Regions from separate parts of the Homo sapiens genome. Here regions 2 and 3 are each linked to region 1. Evidence: chromatin loops called from intact Hi-C (ENCODE). Cell type or tissue: mammary epithelial cell. All regions are shown on one strand. Links, peaks and the distances in the headings refer to the core of each region. The heading gives the core; the rest is flanking DNA.

Region 1 (10,149 bases), core at 586-8,585:
AAAAGCCCAAAGTTAGGCTGTCTGTGTTGTTCTAGTAAGACATAGTGCCACTACATGGTAAAAATCAAAGGTGGCAAAATGGCAGGTCATGAGCCAAAGATGGCCCACAGATACATAGGCTATACCAGATTTAAGAAGAGAAAAAAAAGTGTGTGTGTATACGTGTGTGTATACATATATATATACACACACACATATATCTCAACTAAATTTCACATGCAAGTCCAGATCTGCAGCCTCTCTTTAAAACTGGTAACAAATGTCTGGAAGCAGCTGCTCCATGTCCCCCCAATTTCTAGTAGGCACTGTCAATCTCTGCTGTGCCCCACCTGGCCCCCCCCCCTTCTGTCCTTTTTGTTACTTGTGGGCATTAAGATCTACACTCCTGTCTAAATGAAGACAGTGTGCTCACTAATACAGATGTGAGATGGACATTACAGCACAATGGAATGCCCCTTCCGTGGGGATCATGTCTCTCTCAAAGACGGTGCGTTGAAGAATCGGCACACCATGTCTTCTGTGTTTATATTGGACTGTTATGCTTATAAACTGTAATGAGTAACTACAAACCAAGAAGGAAAAGCACACTTCTCATTTGTCCAGGAATCCCATGATCAGAATGCCAAACAACATATAATAACCCATAATGCATGCAGCTAGTTAAATTCACAAATATTTTCCCCATACCTTTGGCAATGGGTGTTAATTCACCCAAATATTAGAGGAAAATTATATCACACTACGAAAATACTAAGAAACTTCTTGGTATTTTCTGAAAAAGTCCTAACCCGGCTGGCATTTGAGTTAAGTTCTGAAGACGAGGAAGGGGAAAAAAAATCATGAAAAAGAGCCTCACATTTTAAGTCAGGGCTCTGGGGTGATGTTGCTGAAATTCCTGTTCGTAAGCAAGGTGAGGAGATATCCTGATGAATAAAATAACAAGATGAGAGATGAGCTGGAAGTTAGAGCAAAGGAAGCTGGAAGAAACAGCTACAGGTGAGGTCAGTAACAGGCAGAAGAGCTGGGACGAGACAAAAATACAGCCTAAGAGAGAAAGTCATGGTTAATTATGAATCCCACAACCACTTAGCCACTTCTCTACTGATGGGTTCATATGCAGACTTCTTTTTAACTATGAGCTTGGAATGAGATTTCAGTCTTCTGCTATGCCCATACTGAATCCTGTTTTCCTGCCTCCCTCAAAAACGGGAAGAGAAAATATGGGGTGAGATTTAACCAGAATATCTGAAATTCTTTTGAGAGGGAAAAATAATAAATGCTCTTTTTTTTTTGAGACATAGTCTCATAGGCCGGATGGAGTGCAGTGGCGCGATCTTGGCTCACTGCAACTTCCGCCTCCCGTGTTCAAGCAGTTCTCCTGCCTCCACCTCCTGAGTAGCTGGGATTACAGGCGTGCACCACCACACCCAGCTAATTTTCGTATTTTTAGTAGAGACGGGGGTTTTACCATGTTGGCCAGGCTGGTCTTGAACTCCTGACCTCAAGTGATCTACCTGCTTCAGCTTCCCAAAGTGCTGGGATTATAGGCGTGAGCCGCTGCACCCAGCCTCATTTTAAATCTTAAATCACCCCTTTCTAGATCAGTTTGATTTTAGCGCAGCTTTCCTCAGCGGAACATACTAAAGAACCACTATCCAGGAAACAATGCCTGCTTCCTTCCTTAAAGCCTCGAATGGCACACACTTCACAGCACTGGGATAACACATTACTGGCTATTTCATAAAGGGGCTACCCTCCAATTATGATTTTGCTGTCACAACCGATGCTTTCTGCAGCTCTACTAAAAATGCATTACTGTAGTTTCTTTACTGAAGAACATCTTCCAAAGGCACCAGAAATTCTGGCAGAAGAGCCTGTTTTACCTTCATACGGCCGTGAACCTTTTTTTTTTTTTTTTTTTTTTTTAAGAAGACACCATGAAGCTGAATATCTGTTTACAAACCAACCAACCAACCCAACCAAACACATTTCTGAGCTGACAAAAGATCTTAAGGGAGAAGAAATGGGCATTCCCATGGGGCTCACAGTCCATTTCCTACCTGATGAAGGAGGGAACTGTTCATCAGTCCTTGTGCCCCTGGGATGGTGCCTGTGTGTTTCATGTGGACATTGTTCACGGCTGGCACTTTGGCAACCTTTGTGGGTTTGCTGCTGCTGTTGTTGATGCTGCTCGAGCTGGGTGAGCACTTTCTTTTCTTTCCTATGAGTTTGTCTAGAGGAGTGTGTGAGTGGGAAAAACTGCCGTGGGAGTTGACAGGCAGTTCATTGGACTGGTGAATGAATGGCCCAAGAGAAAGAGTAGAATCACTGCTGTTCACCATCACACTCATCCTCTTGATGGATTCAGCAGGGCTCCCGGTGGGGGGGCCCCTCCCTGACTGGTCATGCCGGACGTTCACCGCATTTGCTTTATTCGTCACACAGTTGAGGCCGATGCTATGGGAAGATGTTACCGTTGAGGGGTAGGGAGGCCCAGAGTGAGCCACACAGTTTTTCCTAAAAGACTCCATGGAATGAGAAGAAGAGGAGGAGGAGGAAGAGGAGGAGGAAGAGTGAACCAACAGTGGGGAACTGTTTTTGCGTTTCTTTCCTGAGCCGCCACTGGTACTGCTACTGGCATTTTGACAGTTAGTGCTGTTACCAGAAGACTCCTTGGGCCTCAAAGATTTGCTGGATTTCAATTTCTGAGGTTTCCTGGACATGGGGGAGGAAGGAACCGAGGAAAGGCCAGAGGGCGTGGAAGGGGATGAGGATGAAGAGGACACTTGTCTGGATTGCATACTGCACACAGGATCCATCGCCCCTGAAGCAGCAGGCTGTGCATTTAGTGTGGTTCCATGAGCTGGTACCGATTTGCTATTTGGGGAGATGCAGGTAGATGAGAGCAGGACTGGGGATGTAGAGACGGTGGCTGCTGCCAGATAGCTGACTCCACATTGTGATGTCGGCACAGAGTTTGTCCGGTGAGGAATACGTGTGGAGATGGGTGAGGTGGTACTGGGCACTGGTGGGATTTTCCTGAAAAAAATTAGAGGACAGTGAATGACACTGACCACAGCCATTCACAGAGACTTTCAGATGGCACCACCCTCTTTGCTTGTGACAAAGAGAAACCATCCACATCAAAGCAATCACTCTGAACTACAAAGCCAATCCTGTCACCTCTCTCCTTCAAATTCTTTAATGCCTTCCTGGTACAGTTCTTACAGAACTGTATGTGTGCAACTCCCCGCTGCTATTGCCCCAGCCTCTAGCTCCACCTCCCACCCCCAACGCCCCCGTTCCCTGCTTCCAGCCACTGTACTTCCTTATATTCTGAGAAAATGCCATGACCCAATACCCCAGCTTCTGCTCATCCTTTAAGTGTCGGATTGCTAATCACCAAATCCTCTGCAGAGAGAGTCATCCCCAGCTTAATTACCGTTGTGGTCCTAGTGTTCAGCACAGTGCAGGAAACACAGAAGGCACTGAATAAATGTCGAGAGAAGTCAGGAATGAATGAGAGAAAAGGAAGGGTGCAGCTAATTAACAGCAACTGCTAGGTCATAACTATTGGCCTGAACAAGGGAATAAAGCCCCACAGTATCAAGGGATATTCAGCATGGTGTTGTAACAATGGATTCTGTTAAGAATGTGTGGGCAAGGTATTTATTAGGGGATGCGGAAACCATCTAAATTCAAACCAGGGAGGGTCTCCTTTTATTTTAGCTCTGAATCTTAAATGTGACAGTAACAAAATTTCAAAAACTTCTTTGGCAGAATTTAAACCGAGGTGGCAGAAGACAAAAAGGCCTGACTGGAAGGCAAGTGCCAGGATTGCCTTGATCCTGACTTAAGGGGTAGCCCTGGCTGACCTGGCCACTACCCCAGTGAGAGAGCTGGCCTAGACTGCTGCCCAGGTGATTTCCAGATGCTTTTAAAGACTACTGTTATTAATAAAATGAATTAATGACTGCAAGTATTTGCAAATGCTTTAAAAATCCCATTCGGCCAGGCGCAGTGGCTCACAACTGTAATCCCAGCACTTTGGGAGGCTGAGGCTGGTGGATCACTTGAGGTCAGGAGTTTGAGACCAGCCTGGCCAACATGGTGAAACCCCATCTCTACTAAAAATACAAAAATTAGCCGGGCATGGTGGTGTGCACCTGTAATCCCAGCTACTTAGAAGGCTGAGGCAGGAGAATCGCTTGAACCGGGGAGGTGGAGGTCACAGTGAGCTGAAATCACACTACTGCACTCCAGCCTCGGTGACTGAGTGAGGCCCTGTTTCAAAAACAAAACAAAACAAACAAAAAAACCCAAAACCCCATTCAAGGGTACAGCTCTGGCCTGATGTTAGTGCTTCTCAACTCCAGCTGTTGCACATTACAGTCACCTGTGGAGCTTAAGCCACATCCATAACGATTACACCAGCGTCTCTGCGGGGAGTGGGGACAGACATCAGTCATTTCTAAATCTTTCCAGGGGATTCTAATGTGGAGCCAAGATTGAGAGGCTAGGCTCTCTCTCCCCGCACTACTCATAGAGGAGGGTGGCAGGCAGTGTCATTAATTACCTGAGAGGTTGGTTAGGAAAACTGAGTTCCTGGGCCCCACCCTAGAATGATGCATCAGAAGCTGCATGGCAACAAGGCCCCTGGGTGATTCTGGAGCATTCAGAAGCCCTGCTCTAAATGAAGTCCAGGCCCTACTGCTCACTGGGAGCAGTGGCTTCTCATGACCACCAGGTGGCTCAGGAAGCCAGGGCCTAAAGACCAGGCTGCCTGGAACCAAATCTCGAGGAAAGGAAAAGCCTTCTAGAGCAGGGAAGGATGTGGATCTCTCCGGGAGGCAATCACAAGTTCCTCTTAGAAAAGCTCTTTTAAGTAGTTAATTACTCTTTTGTGTATAAAGAGGCAAAGTAACAATATGTACTCATACTGACTTGTGTTTGCATAAATAAACTATGTAGAGATACATAAAAAATAATAAAAATGTCTGTGGGGGCTAGGTGGAAAACAAGCATGTAGGAGACAGGAGGACTCGGTTTTCAATGTATGCCTCTTTATACTCGTTTTTCTTTTTTTTTTTTTGAGACGGAGTCTCGCTCTGTCACCCCCAGGCTGGAGTGCAGTGGCGCGATCTCGGCTCACTGCAAGCTCTGCCTCCCGGGTTCACCCCATTCTCCTGCCTCAGCCTTGGTTTTCCTTTTTTAAGCCCAGTGATTGTATTACCATTTCAAAAAGTAAAAAAAAAAAAAAAAAAAAAATACACCAACAAAAATCTTTGAAAACCATCCCAGCCCCTTCTTAGGGAATATGGGATACTGGTCCCAAATCAACAGAGGACAAGTAGTTCACAGAAATCATAGAAGGTGGGCAGTGGCCTTTCAGGTTATGGCCATGCTGCAGAGAAAGTGCTGGTCTAATTTCACCACTGGCCTGAGACTCCACAAACTGAAGTTTACTCATTTCATACTCAATTCCCACCTCACTTACCTTCAATTTTACCACAATAACCCTGTAAGGAAGGATTTTGGGCTGAGCCGGTAGGGTGGGACCTGGATCACTTTGAAAGTTTCCTTGAGGGCTTCAAAGATGCCAGGTGAGAATAGTTCTCTGGATGAGAAGTGCTGAGCTCCCCAGAGAAAATCTCAGGGGCTGCCTGAAAAGGCCGCCAGCACTCCTATGTTGGGAGGCAACATGCACCAAGTTCCCCTCTGCCCCAAGCCTATGTGTCAGCTCATTACTGAGCAACACGTCCCTTGTTGCTGTAGACTTTTTAAAAACCAATGGTCATGCTAATGGAAAGGGTTGGTTTCCTTCTCCCCGGAAGCAAGTAGGCAGCCTTCAGACAGAACAGAGTAGACAGCAGAGTCGACCTTATGATCTTACTTTTTAAAAAGTTCACATCAAGAGGAAAGTCTCACTATACAAGCCACTAGGAACTGAAACTATCTTTGCCCAAACTGTTGGTCATGAGCCACATACCAACATAATGTGGATAAAACATTCAGAAATCCATTCTAAACTCTTAGGAGTACATTAAACCCATAGTTTCATGAGCTCAGTGTGCTTTCCAACTCCCAATGGGTAGTCTGAAGAAATATGAAGTTGAGATTTCATGTATCTTAGGGAGTTCTGGTGTGGAAAAACCCCTGCAGAACCCCCAAACCCAGTCCCCTGATTCTGTGTCTAGCCAGGGACAATGTTCCTTCATAAAGAAGAACCTCTTATCCAGCAAGAACCAGAAAGAAATATGAAAAAGAAAAGCAGAGTAACAGTGCTCTGAATCTGGTGTTCTAAGGAAACGGATGTAAGTCCTGCTAATGATCATGGAGATGGTTCTTTGGGTTGCAGACAATCCAAGGCCTCCGACTAGCGTCTGACTTTATTAGGAAACCAAGGCAGGGAGTCAAATGAATGTACTGGCAGAGTCCATTTAAGGAGGCACTAGTAAATAATGCCCAAACAGAGGATCTGGGATGGCCTGGGGATTACTGGACAGTCACTTTAGCAAAGCTTACTATTCACCAAAGTCACTCCCACCGAATACTAGTTCTCCAAGATGTTCCCCTAAAAAAGGTTCCGAGGTGAAAAGAGCTTGGGACATGTTCCACATTATACATGACGTGACATTCCCTGCTTCAAGAGTTACAAAGCACAGTGCCCATTAAGGCTCTGACAAGTTCTGCAGTAAAAAACAGAACCTTTTTTTTTTTTTACAGGAAAGGCTGAGTTAAACCTTTTTGGCCATGGAACTCTTCTTCCACTTAAAATCCTGTTTGGGAAGCATTAGGTACATAATATCACACAAGGTGTCTTAAATTGCAAACTGGAGCACATGGCTCCTCTACCTAAAACCTTCAACACTGAAACAATTTCAGTGTCACCTGGCCCCTGCTGGTTTCTTGGACCTCATCCTTGTACTGTGCTCAATTTCTTGCTATTTCTTCAACAAACTGTCTTTTCTGACTCAAGACCTTGACACAGCTGCTTCCTTCTGCCCAGAACCCACTCCTCCCTACTGTCCCAGTGACTGCTGTTTCTCATCCATCCTTCTCAGTTCAAGGACTGCCTCTTTCTTCAGAGAGGCTTTCCCTGAATCCCTCTGGCCTCTGTATTTTCAGCTCTTTACTTGAAAACATGTTACCTCTAGGTTCAATTCCTGGCCCTACCACTAACTTGCTGCATGACACTGTATCTCAGTTTTGTCATCTATTAAAAAAACAAAACAAAAAAAAAACCAGGGGTGGGGGGAGGGTATAATCATGGTCACCTGACAGAGAATTGTGAATGTTAAGTATATTTAAGTTGTTTGGTGTATAGTTGGCTCTCACTAAGTCTTGCTGATTGTTATTGTTTCCATTCTGTCACTTAGGACAAGCTATCATCTCCTTATTCTTCTGTAGACTAGTTTTTTTCTCCCCTTACCCAATCCCAACTAGACTGTGAGCTCCATACATGTGGGAGTCCTTCTGCTTTGAATGCCAGCACCCACAACAATATGTAGTTGTGGGGTAAAGGGGTAAATGAATGAATGAATGACAAGGCACCTTCTTCTCAGGGCCAAAGGCCAGTTTTGTTTAGATAAGCATATCTTCATAACATCAGTCTCACAGGAAATAAAAGACAATGCAGCACTGTGTAAAGTCAGCTCCTCTCCCAAGAACAACAGGCACTCACTTCCATAGCTGTGCATTCAGATGCTTCTCCACCATGAGGTTGAGGGCGCAGCGAAGTCGATTCCACCTGGAGTCAAACACGTAATAGCCTCTTCCTATCTGCCGGCTCCCAAATGTGCAAAACTGCAAGAGAAAACATAGCCGCGTGCTTGCTGACTCCCACACTGGCATGCCCAGTCAGGGTTCTAGATCCTTCAGGAAAGGAGCTAATCAGGAAAGACAGAACTGCCTCTGAGTACCGGAGGCTGTGAAGCATGAGAGTGACAATGCCTAGCCCTGAGCGTCATGGAAGAGAAAGGGAAAAAAGCACGAGATGTCCCCCGTACAGAGTGTGTGCTGCCTCTGGGGCACCCTGTTTTGAACTTCTCTCACACCTTGACCGCGTCCCACACATACGGGCATGCCAAGATCCCTGGCGCGCCCCCCTGCAGTGCCCTGTCCATGCTGTGTGGGGAGGGTCAACGCGGGGGTGGACGTGGAACTTACAGATGCTGGCTGAGGATGATGACCTGAATAATGACAGTCCAGTTTTTCAACAGACTCTTCTTTGTCATCGCCTTCGCCCTCCTCACTGGATAACCGAGAAGCTGGCTCAGTGGCAGGCAGGGGAGGGTGTGGAGATTCATGGACTGGAGGAGGGTCAATGGGGGCACTCCCACCTTGCTGAGCAGGGCAGCCTGGAGGCCTTGGTGAGTAGAAAGTGCAGCACGGATCAGATCACACACCTGGGAATCAGCCACCTTAACTGAGATACAACAGTGTGTCCAAAACAACCTAGCAGAGGCCTGGGTTCCACCTCTAGCACTGGGGGAAAACAGATGCTGATCCAGGTGGCTTGGGAGTAAAGGAACCTCTCTCCTGAACTGCAGGATGTTAAGTTCAGCTGTTTGCCAGATACAATCAAGGTAACTTAGAACGAATCCTTTCTATTGCCATTTGGGTGGTTCAGATCCCTCTTCTATTCTCCCCCAAAGAAGGGGAAATACATGTGGAATTTAACAGAATTCTTTGATTCCTCTTCAAATTTCAACTGGATTTGGTTTACCTACACAATAAATGAAACATAGTTGTCCCTCGGTATCCATGGGGAATTGAGGCCAGGACCTCCTGGGGATAGCAAAATCTGCAAATCCACAAATGTACAAAGTGGCCTGATATAAAATGGTGTAGTATTTGCATATAACCTATGCGCATCCTCCCGTATACTTTAAATAATCTCTAGATTATTTTAGTACCTAATACAATGTAAATGCTATGTAATGTATTGTTTAGGGAATACTGAGACAAGAAAAAAAAAAAGCCTATACATGTTCAGTACGACACAATTTTTCTTTCCCCAAATAGTTTCAATCTGCAATTGGTGTAAACCACGGATGTGAAACCCATGGATACAGAGGGCTGACTGTAATTTGCAAAATGCTCTAAGATAACCTAGGAGAGACAGGAGGTGATACAAGAATAAGGTGGTATTACCACTTTATGTGGATAGCCTACAGCCTCTTACTCAAGGGCAGTAATGTATTTTTCCTACACCTACAATGGTCTCTGGAATTAAGCTTACATTTTTCTAGATGCAAAAACTTCAATGAGAAGATGACCAAAGAAAGGACTTGGGGAGGAAATCTCTGGCCAGGTCCTGACCACACTCTGAGGAGCCTCCTCTGATGGCTCCTCCAGCATACTGCACAGAAACCACAAAGCTCACGTTGGGACAGGCTCTAACAGGCACCTGGGTTTCCACGAGGGAGATGCTTCCACCTTTATGCAACCATTTTAAAGATCAGACATGTGAGGGTGAAATGGTAAGCAATAGCAGCCGAGGACTGGCACATTCCTCAGCAGAAGCTCTTGCTCCCAATAAATGAACGGCCAACACTGAAGCCCCTCTTTCTCTATGCCTTTCTCTTTCCCTTCCCTCTGGAAACTAGGTACAGTCTTTACTTCAACTTGGTTCAGTATGTAAGCACAAACACACACATATTCCACCATCACTGTCTCTGAGGTATGTGTATAAGTTCTCATTAAAACACTCTGATCCACTGTTTACTCTGCTACTAAAGTGCTAATACATGCTTGGGCCAAAGCCCCAAATGAATGAATGAAAACACATTGATAAACGGATGCTGTAAAAACTCAGGCTAAACGGCTTGTCCCTAGCAAGAATTCCCACTGCTATATAAAGACAAATGAAAGGGAAACTGCTGCCAAAGCCATGTGAAGAGTTCCTGTCACTAACCCGCAGGAAGGACCCAATTTCTGCCTGCTCAACAGAGTTGAGACACTTGATGTTCAGCAAGTATAGAGCAGATAACTCTAGCTTTATTTTGCTGCTTGCATTTACAACCAAGAGGAGCCCTGGTTGAAACTTACTGAACTCAACCTTTCCTTTTTTTTTTTCATAGTAAAACTCCTTAAAAAACTATCTCCACAGTGAGCCTGAGATATGTTTCTCAACAGCATGACCAT
Region 2 (10,058 bases), core at 2,059-10,058, 640 kb after region 1:
TATAGACATGGGGACCGGAAAGGTGAGTGTGACCATTTGGCTTTCTTAGTTTCATAGGAAAAGAGCAATGATGACAATAATAAATGCAATGAGTTATTTGAGGGCACAGAGAACTGAGGAGGGCACTGACCCAGTCTGGGATTCAGGGAAGACACCACTGCTGACTGACCTTGAGCAAATTGTTTAATCTGTCTCTCTGTTTTATTCCCTCATCTGTAACAGAGGTAATGACAACAGAATCTTAATAGGGTCATTGTGAGGATTAACTAAGATAGAATTTGTGAAGCACTTACCATACTGTCTAACACATAATGAGTGTTTAATAAATGCCATGATATTGGTGGACACCTTGAATAAAGGCCCAAGGAACACCATAGAAGTTGTCCAAGTAGACTGTGGTGGTTAACACATTCTTGATGCCTTCTGATCCCAGGATTATTTGGTAAGATAAGCTCCAATCAAGCTTCCTCACCCCAGGTACTGTACTAACTGCTGGAAAGTACAGCGAACATGGCCTTCATGCCAAGTTGATGGAGCTTCTGGACTTCCACAAAGGACAGACAGTGAAAAAAAATTTAAAGTATAAGTAGTAAGAGGAGAAGAATGAGCCATCTTAGGATGAACAACATGATGTCTTATTCCCTGAGGAGATGAGCTTGAGCTAAGGCCAAGGATGAGTAGGAGGGAATGTGGAATTCCAAAGACTGAAAAGGGGCAGAGAAGATCACAGGCAGAGAAACCACATCATATCTGCACTAAAGACTCTGAAGCAGATGTGAGTTTCCAAGACACTCATAATCAAACAATACCAACACAGGGTTACAGCTGTAACAAGTGCTGTTAAGAGAACGTGTGCAATGAGGAACTGATAAGTTATTTTCCAGCTCAGACATGGTGGATGAGTCAAAGTTAACTAGGTGGAGAGCAAAGGGGAGAGGGAGAGGGAGGCCCAGGCACTGGCAAAGGCTGTGTGGCAGAGAAGGGGGCTGAGCACTGGCTGGGGGGGCCAGAGTACTGAAGCACTGGGAGGTGACGGAGAATGGGAGGGCATGGAGGATGAAAACGAAAGCAGGGACCGGTGCATCAGAAGTTATAGGGAAGATTCAGAACCTTTAAGATTTCTGAAAGTGGTAGGAGTCATTTGGGATTTCATGCAGGTGAATAGTATGTTCAAAATTGCATTTTCAAAGGATAACTCTGGCTGGTGAGTGTGAAATGTGAAGTAGGACCATGAGGACGTGGAACAATCAGTGGGAAAGCCATTACCAATGGCACTTACCCTAGCTCTGGAAATCTGAATGACCTGGAAGTTGGGGTGTTGGGTCCTTCAGTAGCCTCTAGTAGATGCTGGTCTTAATCTCACTGCAGCAGACTCTGATGTCAAACATTGGGTGAAATCGAATCAATTGCCCTGGGACTTTTTTTTTTTTTTTTGACAGGGTCTCACTCTGTCACCCAGGCTGGAGTGCAGTGGCATGATCTTGGCTCACCGCAACCTCCACCTCCAAGGCTGAAGCCATTCTCTGCCCTCAGCCTCCTGAATAGCTGGGACTACAGGTGTGTGCCACCATGCCCGGCTAATTTTTGTATTTTTAGTAGAGACGGGGTTTTACCATGTTGGCCAGGCTGGTTTTGAACTCCTGACATCAAATGATCCACCTGCCTTGGCCTCCCAAAGTGCTGGGATTATAGGCATGAGCCACCATTCCTGGCCTGCTCTGGGACTTTAGGTAAGATACTCTTCATTTGTTGAACTTCTGTTTCTTTATTTGCAAAAGGCAAAGCATACGTACTCCCCAGCTTTGCTACAAAGATCAAATTAGATAATACATGTGAAAGTGCTCAACAAATTCTGATAGTGGTTACTATAAAGATGCATGTCAGTAGCTCATAAAGCAGGCTCTATTCTGCCTGAAGATGCAAATGATCATTTCTGCAGTATTTTCTACACTCAGAAGACATTTGAACAAGAATAATGATGAAAAGCAAGAGTTGATATAGTATTTACTATGTCAGGCGTCTTTGTAAGAACACAACATACATTAATATATTTAATTCTCAAAATAACCCTCTGTTACATGCACACTTCACTTCTCCCTTTATCTACTCCCTTTGCCTTGTGAGTTTGAAGTTCTTCCTACTAAGGGATCCAAGGATACTTCTCATGTGCTTCCACTTGCCCTTGTTATGTCTTTGCCATCACCATGAGAAGAGCATCTTTACTAGTCTGTTGGTTCAAAGAGGACAAGGGACTTGCAAAGCAAACTCTAACCTGCAGTTAGGTTTGACATTCATGATGAATTATAAAGGCTTTGCCCACACAGCCCTAAAGTGGAGGTTTGGAAATTAGCCAGCAGTTGGATCATGATGTGGACGGATCCACTGGATGATTCAGGAAAGCAAACCCTTACCCTGCAGTTAGGGTTTGCTTTACAGAGCCAGCCCAGCAAAGCTCAGAGTGGTCCACTGAAATCCCAGTTGCCCCTTATTTATGCAAGCAATAGCAAATGATCATTGTTTTGATGTTCTGAATTTTAAGGTGGCTTGTTATGCAGCATTTTGTGGTAATCACTAATGAATGTACTCTATAAGACAGTTATTATTATTAATGCTCATGTTATTTGTGAGGAAACTCAAGCATAGAGAGGTTCTTCAGCAACTTGTTTAAGTTCTCTGGCAGCTTAATAAGTGTCAGAGCTGGGATATGAACCCAGACAGCCAGATTTCAGAATCTGTGTTTCTCCCTTTCATACATACAGCCTCCTAAGGAAACCAAGTCCTTCACATTTAAAGCATTAGTTGATCCAAAAGCAACACAAAGCTTGAAGTGCAAATAAATGAAAAACAAGTATCTGACAGCACTATATTTTTGTGCATTAAAATTCACACAAAAATTGGATATCATCTCACAAAGAAAATGTCTGTGCATGGAATCTTATCATATCATCACTCCTAACATTAAGAAGCCTGCTTCATTTGCCTAGCTGGAGGTGTTAACAGCTGAAAACGATGTAAAACTTAAGTTTTATAAGTGGAGGGGACAGTTTGCTTAAAGTGGCACTTGCAAGAGGAGGATCGGAATCATCAGTGAGTCAGGCAGGACTGTGACTGCCTAGGACCTGAATCATCCGACTGATCTGTCCACATCACGATTCAACTACTGGCTAATTCCCGAATCTCCACTTTAGGGCTGTGTGGACAAAGCCTTTTTAATTCATCATGAATGCCCCAAAAGCCCAGAATGTGATGCTTAAAACATAGTAGGTGTCAAGCCAAAGTCAGAGTTTCCAATTTAGCAGGTGGCCTGTGGCATCACTCATTCTAGGCAGCTTCACTAGATCCCCCTCCCTGTGGAAGAAGATAAATAAGGGAGATCCATCCCATTCCTAGGAAAGACATTGTAATTACTGTGGGCTGATAGCAACCCCTTACTCCTCTGAATTCCTGTAACACTCTATTTGTGTTTTTCTTACAAAATTATCCTCTCCTGTTTATCAGTGTATCACCAGTGCCTTGCACACTGCCTGGCACTTGGCAGATGCCAAGCAACTCTGTGTTAATGAATGAGCAAGTAGTCTGTACTGAGAGACAAAGAACCTGGAATGGAGTTGCTCTCCAGATTGCAGTGTCTTGTAAAGATTCTCCACCATCTTTACATAATATATACAATTATTATTTGTCAATTAAAATAAAGTTAAAAAGACAAAGTGATATGGTTTAGCTCTGTCCCCACTCAAATCTCATGTTGAATTATGGCTCCCATAATTCCCACATGTCATGGGAGGGACCCGGTGGGAGGTAATTGAATCATGGGGGCAGGTCTTTCCGGTGCTGTTCTCATGATAGTGAATAAGTCTTAGGAGATATGATGGTTTAACAAAGGGGAGCTCCCCTACACATGCTTTCTTGTCTGCCACCATGCAAGACATCCCTTTGTTCTTCCTTTGTCTTCCCCCGTGATTGTGAAGCCTCTTCAGCCATGTGGAACTGTGAGTCAATTAAACCTCTTTCCTTTATAGATTACCCAGTCTCGGGTATTTATTTATTAGCAGCATGAAATGGACTAATACATAAAGGATTCTCCATTGTTTCTGCAAACCTAGGTGCCTGAAGTATATTTGGGTCTTGTTCATCAATGTCCCCTTTTTTCTATTTGCTTCCCAGTTGCCTTTTAACAAATTCTCTGTTTACATCAGTTAGCTGGAACTGAATTCTGTTGCTTGTAGACATAGAACCTTAACAGATAAATAAGTGTTTTCCCAAGAGGTGATCTGTGGACTACTTGCATCTGAACCATCGAGCTTTATGATACTGATCCACAGTCCTCACTATAGGCCTCTAAATCAGATTTTCCAGCCGAATCTGCCGGTTTGAAAAGCTCCTCAGGAGATTCTTTTATTCACTTCGAGAACTGGGTGAGAGGATTTTCAAGAATCCTTCCCACATTAAAATTCTAAAATTGTACAGGAAAAAAAAAGAACAGCTCCTTGCAAGCCTTCAAGTCTTGATGATCAACTCCTGCTCACCTCTTTGGCCGCATTTCCTATCCCTCTCCCCTCAGTGCACACCACACCCCAGCTTTACTGGCATTCTCTCTGTTTCCACCCCAGGACCTTTGGACTTACTGTCCTCTCAGCCTGGCACTCCCTCCAAGGTCTTCACAGGGCTGGCTTCTTCCTTTCCTTCAGGTCGGCTCCCCAGAGAGCAGGTTTCATATTTTCCATCCCACATTGCCCCACAGCACCCATGCTGCCGATCCTAGCATCTTAGCAGTTCTCACTGTATGAGTCGATTATCATTCATTCTTTAGCAGTTCTCAGTATCTGAGTCAATTATCATTCATTCTTTCACTACTTCTTTTATCTCTCCCCCACTTAGAACTTCTTAAGTTCCAGGACAGGAAGAATGGGCTTTATCTTGTCACCACTCCATCCCCGTTGCCTGGAACTTTACTTGTGACATAGCAGGCAGGTTCTTAGCAAATATTATTCAGTAAATGAAATCTATAAATCTTAGATAATCTTTGAACGTTATCCTACATATGCTATTACTATAAAAGCAGTCTGAGAGTAATAAAACCAAATGTCACATTTACCTTCAGGAATTTGTCATCTCAGATAACATTCCTCAGTGTTATCACCCACTGCTCCCAAATTTGATCTCTATTGCCTGAAAAACTAAAAAGAGCTACTGTTTTAATTTCAATTTCCTTGTCTAAGGAAAACCTGGCCTAAATTTTCTTAAAGCAACAAAGAACCAAGAATCTTTGCTTCTTGGAAACGGGAAAGCGAGCTAGAATGATTCCCTACTAGGGTGCACTCACACTTGATTTGAAAAGCACACGTACCCTCTACTGGAAGTATGCAGTATTGCAACTTGAACTCAAACTGTCAAACACATTAAGCAGGGAATGTCAAATGTCCTGTTACCCCTGAAACTGGATGAAGTAAGCAGAGGAAAAGAGCAACACAACAACAAATAAATGAGCAGTACTTATGGTGCTTATCTGTTCTGAGGGTTAAATCGGCCAAGATCAATTGGGCGGATCACTCAGAATTCTGGCTTCTGAGATGTTCAGTGCATTTCCTCCTGTAAAACCAACGAAGATCAGGGACAACTGTTCACTTTAGGACAGTCTACTACGTAAATAGGACTAACTAGAGAAAAAAAATGCAAGAAAGCATAATGTCTGATAAGGGGCACACAGTCAAGAGAGTGAGGATATGACCTAAATGGAACCCAACTGAGGGTCAGATTCCTCATTGGTAAAACAAGGAAAGGATTTAGAATAAGTAACCATAAAGGAGCTGCACCTTGAACAGAGGTCGAGAAGTCACTAACTGATGGGCTCGGGGGCCAATTCAAGCTATAGACATGATTTGGCCCAACTATTAATTGGGAGGGACAAGGGTTCTCCAGTTTGCTACAGCATGTTTGTCTGTCTCCCCTGCACATACATGTATATTTCTGATTGTGGTGTCCATAGCAAGTGCAAGTGTCATTTCCATTTAGCACACTGCTGATTTTCTAACAGCCAGCCTGCTTTATGCACTCATTTTATTTGCCTGTTCCCTGCAGGCATTTGACTTACACTTTTGCCTAGTCCCTTTGGCTGTTTTGCATAATAGTGCAGTGTCTCTTCTCTTCACTGCAAAGTGCATGTGTGCATATGCACGCACACACACACTACACACACATACACAGGCATACACACACAGCTTTAGCAATATGGCTTTTCTTTCTCCTCCTATCACGATATAGTCTGAAGTCCCACTTGCAAAAAAAATATGAAGAAGACAGAGCTGTTCATCACTTGATCTCAATCCCCAGCACAGGGCTTGTAGCAGGTCCAATGAGAGTGAGATGTTGGTGTCTGGCAGCTGCCTGGGTCTCTATGAGTCATCTTTTCTATAAAGGCTGTATATATAGGGAATAGTCTCCCCTATAGAGTTAATAATTGTGTTTGTATGTGTGTGTGTGTGTGTGTGTGTGTGTGTAGAATAATATTAACCTCTACCTGTTTTCCCTTCCCCTTAATATTTGAAAATACTGTGTATAATTATAAGTGTGAAAATGTGTTCCTATTACTAAGATTCCTTTCCTAAAATGTCGTAGATGAGACAGTATAATGTAAGATCATGATATGTTAGCTCTTCTTATCAGTTAGCTTTAGTTTAAAGAGACTGCAAAAGACCTGCATTTTAGAAATACAATGCCAGGATATTAAGAAAAGTTATATTTAAATTTTGATTACCTTAAATGTACATGGACAACTCAGTGGATTACCTTATTTTTTGCATTTGCCTTTGTTAAAAAGACAAAAATAAAAGAAAGCAAATGAAACCAAAAGACAAGAATCAAAATTAAGTTCAAAACGGCAGTCTGGTACTCAGACTAGGTACAGCTGTACCTTCTACGCTTTCGCCACCTACTGGGCAAAGGGAGTTGATGCTCAAAATGAGTAGAAGGAACTTGGATTCTCCAGATAACAGAAAACCCTAAAGACTCCTCCAAAAAACAAATTTTATAAATTCAGTAAAGTGTCAGGATGCAAAATCAACATACACAAAATCAGTGGCATTTCGATGCACCAATAACAATAAAGCTTAGAACAAAATCGAGAAGGCAGTCCCATTTACAATAGCTACAAAAACAATAAAATATCTCGGAATATATTTAATCAAGGAGGTGAAAGATCCCTACAAAGAAAATTATAAAAGAAATAATTTTAAAATGATGAAAGAAATTGTAGATGTCACAAACAAATGGCAAAACATCTCTTGATTATGGATTGAAAGAATTAATGTTGTTGGCCAGGCGCGGTGGCTCGCGCCTGTAATTCCAGGACTTTGGGAGGCCGAGGTGGGCGGATCACAAGGTCAGGAGTTAGAGACCAGCCTGACCAACATGGTGAAACCCGTCTCTACTAAAAATACAAAAATTAGCCGGGCGTGGTGGCGCGTGCCTGTAATCTCAGCTACTCAGGAGGCTGAGGCAGGATAATTGCTTGAACTCGGGAGGTGGAGGTTGCAGTGAGCCAAGATCTTGCCACTGCACTCCAGTCTGGGTGATAGAGAGAGACTCCATCTCAAAAAAAAAAAATTAATGTTGTTAAAATTATCATACTGCCCAAAGCAATCTATAGATTTAATGCAGTCCTTATCAAACTACTCAATGTCATTTTTCACAGATCTATTCATATGGAACTAAAAAGAGACCAAAAGTCAAAGCAATCCTAAGCAAAATTAACAAAGCTAGAGGCATCACATTAGCTGACCTCAAATTATACTACAATGTTACAGTAACCAAAACAGCATAGACATATAGATCAATGGAACAGAATAGAGAACCCAGAAAAGAAACTACATATCTACAGTCATCTGATTTTTGACAAAGTCACAAAAAAGACATACTGGAGAAAGAATGTCCTTTTCAATAAATGGTGCTGAGAAAAATTGGATTACCACATGCAGAAGAATAAAATTGGATATCTATCTCTCACCCTATAAAAAACGAATTGAAGATGGATCAAATACTTAAATGTAAAACCTGAAACTATAAAAGTAGAGGAAGAAAACCTAGAGAAAGCTCTTCTGGCCATTGGTCTAGGCAAAGAATTAATAAACTAAGATGTCAAAAGCACAAGTAACAAAAACAAAAAATAAAGGGGACTTAATTAAACTAAAAAGCTGCTTCACAGCAAAAGAAATAAGCAACAGAGTGAACACACAACTTGGAAAATGGGAGAAAATATTTGCAAACTATGCAACCAACAGGTAACTGATATCCAGAATTTACAAGGAACCCAAACAACTCAAAAAAAACAACAACAAATAACCCCATTAAAAAGTGGGCAAAGCATATGACTAGACATTTCTCAAAAGAAGACATGTAAATGGTCAACAAGCATATGAAAAAATGCTCAACATCAACTAATCATCAGAGAAATGAAAATTAAAACCATGGTGCGATATCATTCTTACACCAGTCAGAATGGCTATTAAAAAGTCAATAAAATAACATGTTGGTTAGGACATGGAAAAAAGGGACCACATACAATGTTGGTGGGAATGTAAATTAGTACAACCTCTATGGAAAACAGAATGGATATTTCTCAAAGAACTAAAAATAGAACCACCATTCAATCCAGCAATTGAAATCATTACATCAAAAAGATACCTGTACTCAGATACCTGTATCATGTACCAGCACTATTCACAATAGCAAAGATAGGGATTCAACTTAAGTGTCCAGCAACAGATGCTTGGATTAAGAAAATGTGATATATACATACACACACACACACACACACACACACACACACACACACACACAATGGAATACTATTCAGCCATACACACGCAGACACACACACAATGGAATACTATTCAGCCATAAAAAGAATAAAATCATGTCTTTTGCAGCAACATGAGTGGAACTGGAGGCCATTATCTTAAGTGAAACAACTCAGAAACAGTCAAATACCACGTTTTTACTTGTAATTGGAAACTATATGATGTGTACACCGGGACATAGAATGTGGAATAACAGACTTTGGAGACTTGGAAGGCTGGAAGGGTGGAGGGTGAGGGATGAGAAATTATTTAATAGGTACAATGTACACTATCCAGGTAATGGTTACCCTGAAAGCCCAGACTTCAGCACGACATAATATATCCATGTAACAAAACTGTACTTGTATACCTTAAATTTATACAAATGTTTTTAAAAGAACAAAGATTGGCATATATTTAGCAATAGTATATGAAAAAGAAAAGGATGAGTGTTGAATTCAGACAAAGAATAAACAGGTTTTTATAAACCATCTCTAATGGTTCAAAAGTAGCCTACCTCCTACTAAAAATCACATAGAAAATTCTAGAATTTATCAATAGCAACCATACGAAAATGTTTTTCAAGCACAATCTTTGCATTCGTTATTGCCAAATCACACCACTAATCTATTACCTGCAAGTCTGAATAAGAAAAGAGTAATCATCAGTTAAGAAAATAGTTGTTTAAGAAAATGGATTACTTAGGGTCATTTAGAAACTTTTAAAATAATTGATATAAACTAGGTGAAGTACTTACTCTGTCCCAAACATTGCATTAGTTACATTATCTCAGTTAATTTTTCTCAATTTTGTGAGGTAAGCCCTAGTATTATTTTTATTCTGCAGATGAGGAAACTGAAGTCTAGATAGATTTAGCACAGTATATGGCTGCACGAAAGACTGTTTCCTTCCATAAAATTATTCCTTAAATAAAAGGAAATAATCTTATACTCATATCCATAGAATATCTGTCAACTTATAGATTACTCCATCGCCCAGTGCCATTTGGGGAAGACACAATATTTCTGAAATAACCTCAATTAATCCTACTTAAATGTTTATTAAGGCAAGCCGACAGAGTTGGTAAAAAGAGAGGCAAATAAATTAGCTGGGTGTGGTGGCTCATGCCTGTAATCCCAGCACTTTGGGAGGCCGAGGTGGGTGGATCACGAGGTCAGGAGATCAAGACTGTCTTGGCTAACATGGTGAAACCCCATCTCTACT
Region 3 (10,149 bases), core at 1,135-9,134, 130 kb after region 1:
TGCCAAGGCACAAACACATTTTCTTACAATGATTCCCTTTGAGTCAAATTTCAAATTTTCTGGAGAGAAGAGAGTGGAGCTGAAAGACCCATTTACTCCAACGGCTGGTGTCAAGATCAAATCTTTGCTTATCTACCATCAAACGATCTGGTCTGAATTTTTAGATATAATTTTTTAAAAACACAGCCACAGTACATGCAGGACTAGCACGTCAGACCAGCTTGGCTTATCAACTGATAGGCAATGCTTTGTTGTGGGAATAAAATGGAAGTGCTTTTACACCTCTAAGTCTGAAGACAACTTTATTTATTTATTTGTTTGTTATTTATTTATTTATTTCAGTGTCTTACTCTGTTGCCCAGGCTAGAGTGTAGTGATCTCGGCTCACTGCAACCTCAGCCTCCTGGGTTCAAGTGATTCTCCTGCCTCAGCCTCCTGAGTAGCTGGGATTACAGGCCACACCACCACGCCTAGATAATTTTTTTTGTATTTTTGGTAGAGATGGGGTTTCACCATGTTGGCCAGGCTGCTCTTGAATTTCTGACCTCAAATGATCCACCCGCCTCGGCCTACCTCAAATGATCCACCCGCCTTGGCCTCTCAAAGTGCTGGGATTACAGGCATAAGCCACTGTGCCCAGCCTGAAGATAACTTTAAAAGGCAAGTAACGAGCACACAGATCTACTTTTCAAAAATGTTTTTTTCTCTTTAGAATGGTCATTCTGTGATGGCTCATGACTGTAATCCCAGCACTCTGGGAGGCTGTGGCAGGAGGATCACTTGAGCCCAGGAGGTCAAGGATGCAGTGAGCCAGTTTCATGCAATTGCATTCCAGACTGGGCAACAAAGTGAGACCCTGTTTCAAAAGAAAAAGGAAAAAAGAAGAAAGAAAAGAAAAGAATTCTAACTTCCATTTTATTCAATAAAAAGATGTGTCTCTAATTTTTTTAAGTCCTGGATCTCTTTTCTAAAACAACTACAGACCCTCTTCCAGAAAAATACACATACACAAAAAGTTCTGGTCACAACTACAGGGAGTTCAGGAATCCCTTGAAACCAACCCTTGGAGGGTCACAGACCCCCAGGATAACTCTTGCTCTAAAAGCATAGTACAAAATTCCTTACATTATTTCACAGACCCAGAATAAAGACCATATATAGCTAGCTCTCTCATAATTTTTTATATTTTCAGAAAGCAAATATCAAATAAACACACAAATTTTCTTAACTAGTCTTTCATATTCTCAAAAAAAAAAAAACCCAGAAATCTTATGACTCAAATAAATCAATAAATATAAGGTCATACAAGTTCAAAGTCTGAATCAGTTTTCTTAAAATCTGCTACTTCCATTTCTGTGTTTCTGCCCATAAAGATCTGTCTTGAAAAGAAGAAACATTAGTATGGTAAGGGCTTGAGTCTTTGCTACTTTAACATTCATCAACATGTTAATATGTAAAAAGAAGACCACTTGTAAAGTTTACTAAAAGATGTTCTCTCATATATATGAGATATACGATATGATGAAAAGACAATTCTTAAATGTTCAATGAATAGATCTGTGTCAATGCAATTGCAAGTAAAATCATGTAGCTGACAAAATAGATTTTAGAGTTCATAAAGGCTCAAATTATGTGTTTCCCACCACTTGAGTCAAGAACTTTCAGGCTGGACACAGTGGCTCAAACCCATAATCCCAGCACTTTGGGAGGCTGAGGCGGGAGGATCGCTTGAGCCCAGCAGTTTGAGACCAGCCTGGGCAACATAGTGAGATCATGTCTCTACAAAAATAAAAATAAAAAACTTAGCCAGGCATCATGGAACATGCCGGTAGTCCCAACTAGTTGGTAGGCTGAGATGGGAGGATCACTTGAGCCCAGGAGTTCCAGGCTGCAGTGAGCCCTGATGATCGTGCCACTGCACTCCAGCCTAGGCAACAGAGGAAGGTCCTGTCTCAAAAAAAAATAAAATAACTTTCAGGAATGTTTATTTTCAGGTACAGCTCAAACTTTAAAGTCTTTCAAATTCCTCTTGGTCTTATTACTCCAGAAAATTTCTAGCATCATCCAACAAAATTATAGGTTATCAAATTAACTTATAGAAATGTTTGAACAGCACTCCATTTATGAATAACTCAGAGAGTATCTCACGAAAATTTAAGTTACAGGGGGCAGTGATACTTTCCCATGAAAATATTACAGATTATTTTAAATCACTGACACTGTTTCAAAATCAGTATTATGATAAGATTAAGAAACACTTAAAAAAAACTTTTCACCACATGACAATTACTTTCTTTTTTTTTTTTTTTTTTTTTTTTTTTTTTTGAGATGGAGTCTCGCTCTGTCGCCCAGGCTGGAGTGCAGTGGCGGGATCTGGGCTCACTGCAAGCTCCGCCTCCCGGGTTCACGCCATTCTCCTGCCTCAGCCTCCCAAGTAGCTGGGACTACAGGCGCCCGCCACTACGCCCGGCTAATTTTTTGTATTTTTTTTTAGTAGAGACGGGGTTTCACCGTTTTAGCCGGGATGGTCTCGATCTCTTGACCTCGTGATCCTCCCGCCTCGGCCTCCCAAAGTGCTGGGATTACAGGCGTGAGCCACCGCGCCCGGCCGACAATTACTTTCTAAACAATAACTATCCCCACCAAAATGCAACTTGGTATTGTGAACCCCAATCAATTGACAATTTCAGTTTACAATCTGTAGTACTTAAGATTTAAAACAATTCTTCTCTTAGAGTGCCCTGTCTCCTAAAACCAAGGAAATGAACAGGGTCTGATGATGCCCACCTACAGCCAGCGTTTAGGTCAGTATTTTTTCAAAGTCGGAAACTTCATACCTTAGGGGAGAGCAAGTCACATCTCAGAATCTTCATGTAAAGTAATTTTTGTCTTTGTGACAAAAGTCAAGTTCTTGAGCACTAATTCTTGAGAGCACTGTAATGGTATTATTGAAGTCACTGGTCTCACATAATATGACTAAAATTGTACATATTTCTTGCTAGAGGTTAAACACACTTCACTTTAATACATTTGCATCTGCAACTTCTCCTCTTTGAAAGAACTGGGGGAAAACAGGGAGAATGTACCTAAATTTAGTAAGGAAAGTGAAACAACCAAGTTTATCCTACACAACTTCTTCATCCCGGATATGAAGATGCAAGATCTACTTGGGGGACAGGAAAATTGGAAAACAACGGTATGGCTGAATAAAATAACAAACCTGGGTTCAAAATGAGACACGATCCTGGTGCTAATCGTATCTATCCCACTGGAGGTCAAATCAGCTGCACTGGTGCCTGTTTCCTCATCCACCTCTCACCACCTAAACGTGCCATTTACGAGAAAGCTATCGAAGTTGAATCAAAGTGACTTTTGGAAAGAGATGCCAATATAATTTGCAGTGTGCTCCAAACAACTACACACAAGGCAACGTTTCTCATTGAGCACCCCCGCCCCCACTTTCAACTTCCCCTTAAGATAGGGACAGTCACATAGACATTTTTTGAAAATCAAAGAGAAAAATAAAAGCACCCCATCACGATCACCGACGAAATCCCGACTCTGTGGTGGAATTGGGTGCCGGGTGAGGACGATGGCAACACGCTCCTGGTCGCTTCGCGAACTCCTCCGGGAGGTCGCCAAGTTTCTCTTTCACCCTTTTTCCCGCACCCGCCGAGCCCAGGAAGGAAGGGGGCGGCCGCAGGGGCCGGAACCGCGCGACCTGGAACCCGGGGCCTTTTTTGATTGCCGGCCGCGCCCCGCGCAAGTGCCGGCGTTCGAGACCCGCCCCAGCGCGCGTGGGCGCCAACTTCGCGGGGACCCCCAGCGACGCGCCCCCCTCGGTACCCCTAGTCCCGCCTCTCCTGGGCTCAGCCGGATCCGGGCGTCCCCGTCACCCTCCCCACCCCCCAGGGAAACGAGCCCACCCCTAGCAGCGTCACCCTGGATGGGGCGGCGGGGCCGCAGTCACCTTCCCGGGGAAGAAGCCGGGACCCCGACTGCGGGCGGCCCGCAGCTCCCGCCGCACCCCCGCAGCCCTGGCGGCGTCCGGGCGAGCTCACCTGGCGGCTGGCTGCGGCCTCCGGGGCGGCCTCTGGGCGTGGGCCGGGCGGGGGCTGCAAGGGGGGCGGCGGGAGCCCGGGCTGCAGCCGGGGCCGCCGCCGGCCGCCAAGCCTCGCCCCAACTCGCGCCGGCCGCGGCCGCCCCCGGGGAGTACCGGGAGCGCGGGGAGCGCGGGTCCCGCGGCGGCGGCGGCGGCGGCGGCGGCGCGGCGCGGCGCGGCTCAGGCGTCGGAGCAGGCGGCCGCGGGCGCCGCCGCCTCCTCCTCCATGGCTGTTTACCCGGCTGCATTGTGGGAGTTTGACCTCCGCCGCCGCCAACCGCCGCCTCAGCTTGCGCCGCCGCCGCCGCCGCCGCCGCCGCGCACGCCATGGGAGCCGTGACTGACGGTGAGGCCCCGCTCGCCGCCACACGCGCCCGCTGCACGGCCCGCTGGGCCTCCCCTGAGACCCCTGGCCTCCCGGCCCGCTTCCGGGAACCCCTCGGCCTCCCCGGCCTCTTCGCCAGAGCGCTTCGGCCTTCCCGACCTCTCCCCGGAGCCCCGGGCCTCCCCGGCTGCTTCCCTGAGTCCTTCCTCCTCTCGCCAGAGCCCGAGCGCCCCTCGGAGACCCTCGGCTTTCCCCGTCCGCTCTCCCGGAGGCAGCGCGGGGCTATAGGGTGTGCCGGGAGCGTGGTCGGTGGGCTGGGAACACACGTGGGTGGCCGAGACGGCTAGAAGCGGTGCAAGGGCGGGTGGGACCAGAGGGAGTCCGGGTTTGTCTAGGGGCGCGGTGAGGACCCAGGAGCCGCGAAGGGTGGACAGTGGTGCCGGGCTTAGGGCTGGGGGCCTGGAAGGTTTGTGGAGGTCTGGGAGGGAGTGGGAGCTCCAGGGACGGGGCGGGAATTTCGGGACTCGTCTACAAGGGGTGTCAGGATACAGAGCGTGACACCAGGAGGGGTCCTGGGGCATATTGGGAAGCACTCACAGACAGTGGAGTCGATGGCAATGAGGCCTTGAACTGCGAGTGGATTGTGGGTGAGAAGGAGGAGCAGGGAATTATTTATAAAAGGAATAGATAGGGATGAGGTATCCGGAGGGTGATCAGGAAGTGTACCTGGGAGATTTACGGGGGTAAGGAGGAGCCAGTATAGTGATGAGACCGTCTAGGGTAGATCAGGACGATAAAAGATGTATGTGTGTGTGTTAGGAAGGGTGGTTGTCAGCTGGGATGAATTTAGAGGGGCAAAGGCTGGGTTTGTGGACAGTCTAAGGGAGATGGTCTATGGACTGAGAGCGGAAATAAGGTGACACTTTGGGGGAAGGGGCATGATTGGCAACTGGAGGGAGAACCTACAAGGTATCTGGTTAGGGAGGAAGGAGGTCCTTTGATATCTGGGAAGGGGATATCTAGGGCTCTTGGGTGTTTTTCAGGAGATGGTGACCGGTAACTGTAAATGCCTGTGGAGAGGCCACTTCTTAAGAGTTGAAGACCACCAGGGTCTCCACATTAAAGGGCCTGGCCATGGGAAGAACAGTGATAGGCCCAAATTTCCAGACTGATAAAGAGTAGTGGAGGTGGGAGGCTACTAAAGACCCAGGAACTTCATGTGGAATTTCAGCTTTGCTTCATTCCAGTTTCATTTATTTAGTGGATATTTATCCTTCCTGGACTAGGCTTTGGGATTACAACCCAGAACTAACAAGCAAGAACTTTTCCCTCTCCAAAATTTTGGTCTGAAGGGAAAGAAACATTGACTAATGAGTTTTAAGAGTGACAAATATTACCACAAGGAAGTACAAGGTTGGGAACTGTAGGAACATGTAACAAAGATTATTTATCCAATCAATGGAAATGAGAAAGCCTCCTCGAAGTTAATCCCATTTTTGAAGAATAAATAGATATTGGACTGGTGTTCTGGGTTGGTAGCCACTTGTATAAAGACCCCAAGATGTTGGAAGAACTCAAAGCTGACAAGTATTGCTAGAATTTAGAAAGTTATGAGCCAGAGATCTCTAAGGGCAATAGGAATCCATTAAAAGTTTTAACACTGGTGTGGTGTTAATCAGATTGGCATTAAAACACACACACATGCCGGGCACAGTGGCTCACGCCTGTAATCCCAACACTTTGGGAGGCCAAGGCAGGCGGACCTCTTGAGCTCAGAAGTTCAAGACCAGCCTGGAAAACATAGTGAGACCCCATGTCTACAAATACAAAAAAATTGGTCTGGCACAGTGGCACACACCTGTAGTCCCAGGACTTGGGAGTCTGAGGAGAAAGGATCACTTGAGCCTGGGAGGTTGAGGCTGCAGTGAGCCAAGATCGCGCCAGTGCACTCCAGTCTGGGTGACAGAGTGAGACCGTGTCTCATTAAAAAAAAAAAAAACACACACACACATACACACTGTCTCTGTTATGTGCAGAATGATTAGAGGAAGAGAAAATGAGGAGCTAAGTTTCCTCGCCACTTACTAACGTTTACGTAGTGCTGTTAGGTATTATTCTAATTGTTATCCCCATTTTACAGATGAAACAGACACAGGTTAGCTTGCCTAAGGTCGCACAGATAGTAGTTATAGAGGGTCAAAGGCAGGGAGACCACCTGCCGAGTTCCTGCTCTTCACTATTATGCGTCCTGTGTCTGCTACTTCTGCAGTGGCCCTGGTGAGAGACAATGAGGACTGTGACCAAGAGGGAATGCAAAGAGGACAGGTGGGAGGGAAATAGGGAAATTTGTGAGGTAGAATGTCAGGACTTCAGGTATTGAATGGATGGTGGGAGAAGGGATTTAGGATGATCCCAGGTTTTTGACTTCACTGTGTGCCTGTTAGTGCTACTTTTCTATTTATTGAGATTGAGATGTCCAAAGGAGCAACAGGCTTTGTCAGATGGGAGATAGGGACAGAAGATGAGTTCTAAAGTAATGACTGCAGTCAAGTGCCCCCCCACATCCTTAAAAGCCACAGGAATCTCTACCCTGCCACTTACAGACTGTCTCAGCTTCAGTCTCTGAACGGAGATAATAATAAAATCCACATCAGCGGATTGTTTTGAGGATTAAACACAAAAAGTTGTAAAGGGCTTTGCATTGAGTCCAACACATAATAATTAATATTCAGTAAATATTAATGTCAGAGTTGTTTTACTAATCTGTCTTCCACTTTCCTTTGATGTGGACTTTGCCTTCTCTCTTAATCTGCACAGGTTGCCTTTTCCTGCCTTTTCTATCAGGTGACACTCCACTTATTCCTCAAGACCCACCTCAAAAATCCCCTCTTTTCTTTCCTAGAAGTAGTTGACCTTCTGCCTACTAGCCATATTATTTTATGCATATTGCTGCTGTCACCCTTAATACGTTATTTATATGCCTTATGCTAGAAAACATTTAAGGCAGTTCACTGTAATGAGAAAATATAAAAATTAAACGGATTAGAAAACAAGACAAAAAGAACATTGAGATTAGGAAAAATAAAGGGAAGTCAGAAGTGGGGTGATCCTCAAAATGCAGGAGGATAAAGTCTAGTACATTAATTAACCAAGCTGTAAGTGACCTGTTTCTCCAGTAGGCCATTCTGAGAGGCAGGACCTCGTCTGCTCTGTGATCTAGTGTTCATGAGAGAAGGCAATCTTAGATGCCCAGGAAAAGCACTTTTTTTTTCTGATTTGAACTAGAGGAAAAGTTTATCATTGAGGTCTTTATAAATGAAAGCCAGTGTCATATCCTTAACCTCTTTTCAGCACTGAAGATCATAGAGCTGTTTTGTAGCACATCCCTTGCTAGGTAAAAGAAGGCTAAATCACAATTTAGAAAGACATTCTAAAGCCAGTAGAGGCTGGGTGTGGTAGCTCACACCTGTAATCAATCTTAGCACTTTGGGATGCTAAGGCAGGAGGATCACGTGAGCCCAGGAGTTTGCGACCATCCTAAGCAACACAGCAAGACATGATCTATACTACAGAATTTTTCAAATTAGCCAGGCGTGTGTGGTGGTGTGCACCTGTAGTCTCAGCTACTCATCTCTACTAAAAATTTTCTTAAATTAGCCAGGTGGAGTGGAACACACCTGTAGGTAGTCCCAGCTACTCAGGAGGCTGAGGCAGGAGGATCACTTGAGCCCAGGAGTTTGAGGTTGCAACGAGCCATGATTGCACCACTGCACTCCAGCCTGTCAACAGTGCTAGACCCTGTCTAAAAATAAATAAATAAAATCAATGGACAATGTGGTTTAGGTGGGTAGTGGGTAGCTCTGCTGATCTGGCTTGATTCAAATCAGGGTTTTTTGATTGAATATCTAGACCATAGAGGAAAGACAAACTACAACTTCTTCAGACAATCCTCTATAAACATGGTTTTTGTCAGCTGAGCTTTTGAAAAAATCAAGCTGAAATGAGTGGTATGTGTGATCCGTCAACAAGTATTTATTGCATACCTTCTAGGCACAATGCGAGGTCCTGGCTACTTTGCAGTGAACTAGACAGAGGAGGGCCCTGGCCCCTGCTTTGGGGAAAGAAGCCATAGTGTGCAATCAAATAAGTAAATAAGATAATTTCTGAAAAGGAATGTAATTAAGTTCTGAGAATGAACTTGATGGAATGAGGACAGAGAGTAATGGGGGAGGGCAGTGATACCTGACAGGTTCAACCACATGAAGAGCCCAGGAAAGTATTCCAGATAGAGACAACAACTAGTGCAAAGGCCCGAGGTGAAAACAAGCTCTGCACCCTTTAGAGGAAATAAGGAAAGCCACTGGGCTGGATCTAGGGACAGGACTGCATCCAGGTGGGCCAAGAGGAGTACGATGCAAAAGGAGGTAAAAGGGAGCTCAGGAGGAGCCTTGCAGGCTTTGGAAAGGAGACTGAATTGTCCTTTGTGGGCATTTAGAAATGATAGGAGGATTGTAAGCAGGAGAGTTAGTGATCCAATTCATCTTTTAGATCATTCTGAGTTGCATAAAAAATGGATTCTAGGAAGGCAAGAATGGAAACAGGGAGTCCAATGCAAAATATTCCAGATGAGAGAAATGTGGGCTTGGATTAGAGCGATGTTAGTGTGGAAGATAGAAGTGGATGCTCTTGATATCTCATTCATCCTCCTGGAAAGCTCTTGGAGGAGTACCAGTACCTGTCCATGGAGCTTACATAAGAGCCAATGTCTTTTACAAATTTGATGTGCCTGTATCACTGTCCCTTCATGTAATCCATTCCTCTGGGTCTGCGTATCCAGTTGGACTGGGAGCTCTTGAAGAAGCAGCCCTTTATTTCCTGCACTCAGTTTGAGGAACTGCCCTGCTTTAGAGTAGCTATAGCTACTAGACTGGATATTTTCACCACTACTGTCATGTTATAAGTGAAAAAGTAGAGGTCTTTGGAAGTTAGTGACTTGCAGTCACACAGGTAGTTTGTGACAAAGCCATTTTCTCTCCTTCCCTTGTTGCCAACTCTAGCAGTCTGGCTAGCTGAAAAACAGTGTGGATGTTGTCACTGTTAATTTAAACTATGTTAACTGTATTTTGTATGTGTTAATTTAAAGGATGCTAAATATTGTTAGTACCCTGATAGAAATCATTTCAGAAGCACTTTTTGCACTACAGAGAACATTAGGTGATATATTGATATGCCAGAGCAACAGATGAGAGATGGAGAAAGGGGTTGGGGTGGAATGTGGCTCTACATTCTATTTAATAAAGCTTGCTGGTTTTGACGGTAGCTTTTTTTTTTAACTTAGAAAAATGTAATGCATGAATATGTACTTGTTGCAATGTGAAATAATGGTTTTTAATATGCCTACGAATAATATGACAGAATAATGGAGCTGCATTATGACTTTCTAATAATGTAATTGTATATATTTTTCTGTGAATGCAGAGGTGAGTAGTAACTCATCTGTGAAAGGAAGATAATAGTACACACTTTGTAGAGTTGTTTCAAGGATGAAACATGATAATATATGTAAAGCACTTTGAAGTTGAGTGACCATTTAATTTATTGTGTAAACCAGGACACTTTTCAGAGTGAAAAGAAACAAATGGGTTGTGTGGTCACCAACTAGGGTGGTATAAATGCTGTGCAAGTGTTTGCTGCTGCTGTTATTCCTATTTCAATTGCTGAT

What was found. A loop is a pair of places that touch in the nucleus more often than their neighbours do. Peaks named below come from ENCODE experiments on the same cell type or tissue, not always from the same donor. Only the 100,000 strongest peaks of a DNase experiment are listed, where the experiment ranks them.
Region 2: a loop joins it to region 1, with 10 times the contacts of the local background. A loop is called at or near these places in 38 of 110 quality-filtered maps.
Region 3: it touches region 1 in a loop (3-fold over the local background); 25 of 110 quality-filtered maps call a loop at or near these places.

The regions. Positions count from the first base shown.
Region 1 is chr3:63,988,395-63,998,543 of GRCh38, reverse strand. It overlaps ATXN7 (ataxin 7), which reads right to left. Exons shown (of 13, transcript NM_001377405.1): 10 at 8,170-8,368; 11 at 7,685-7,806; 12 at 2,061-3,039. Among named protein-coding and RNA genes, the nearest start is that of PSMD6-AS2, 11 kb to the left of the region's middle. In mammary epithelial cell, for the core only: a CTCF peak has its summit at 4,740 (motif pointing right); a DNase peak (open chromatin) is centred at 4,703; H3K27ac peaks cover 309 bases.
Region 2 is chr3:63,346,653-63,356,710 of GRCh38, reverse strand. The region is part of intron 2 of SYNPR (synaptoporin); the gene reads right to left. Among named protein-coding and RNA genes, the nearest start is that of SYNPR, 73 kb to the right of the region's middle. In mammary epithelial cell, for the core only: CTCF peaks have their summits at 5,346 (motif pointing left) and 6,938 (motif pointing left); no DNase peak of the experiment used is centred there; H3K27me3 peaks cover 282 bases.
Region 3 is chr3:63,858,071-63,868,219 of GRCh38, reverse strand. It overlaps THOC7 (THO complex subunit 7), which reads left to right and starts at 4,415. Exons shown (of 8, transcript NM_025075.4): 1 at 4,415-4,448. The coding sequence starts at 4,430. It overlaps ATXN7 (ataxin 7), which reads right to left and starts at 4,353. Exons shown (of 13, transcript NM_001377405.1): 1 at 4,062-4,353. It overlaps THOC7-AS1 (THOC7 antisense RNA 1), which reads right to left and starts at 7,575. Exons shown (of 2, transcript NR_104326.1): 1 at 7,224-7,575; 2 at 6,401-6,721. RefSeq lists silencers at 3,677-3,896, 3,907-4,146, 4,477-4,696. In mammary epithelial cell, for the core only: no CTCF peak of the experiment used is centred there; a DNase peak (open chromatin) is centred at 4,379; H3K4me3 peaks cover 2,708 bases; H3K27ac peaks cover 2,246 bases.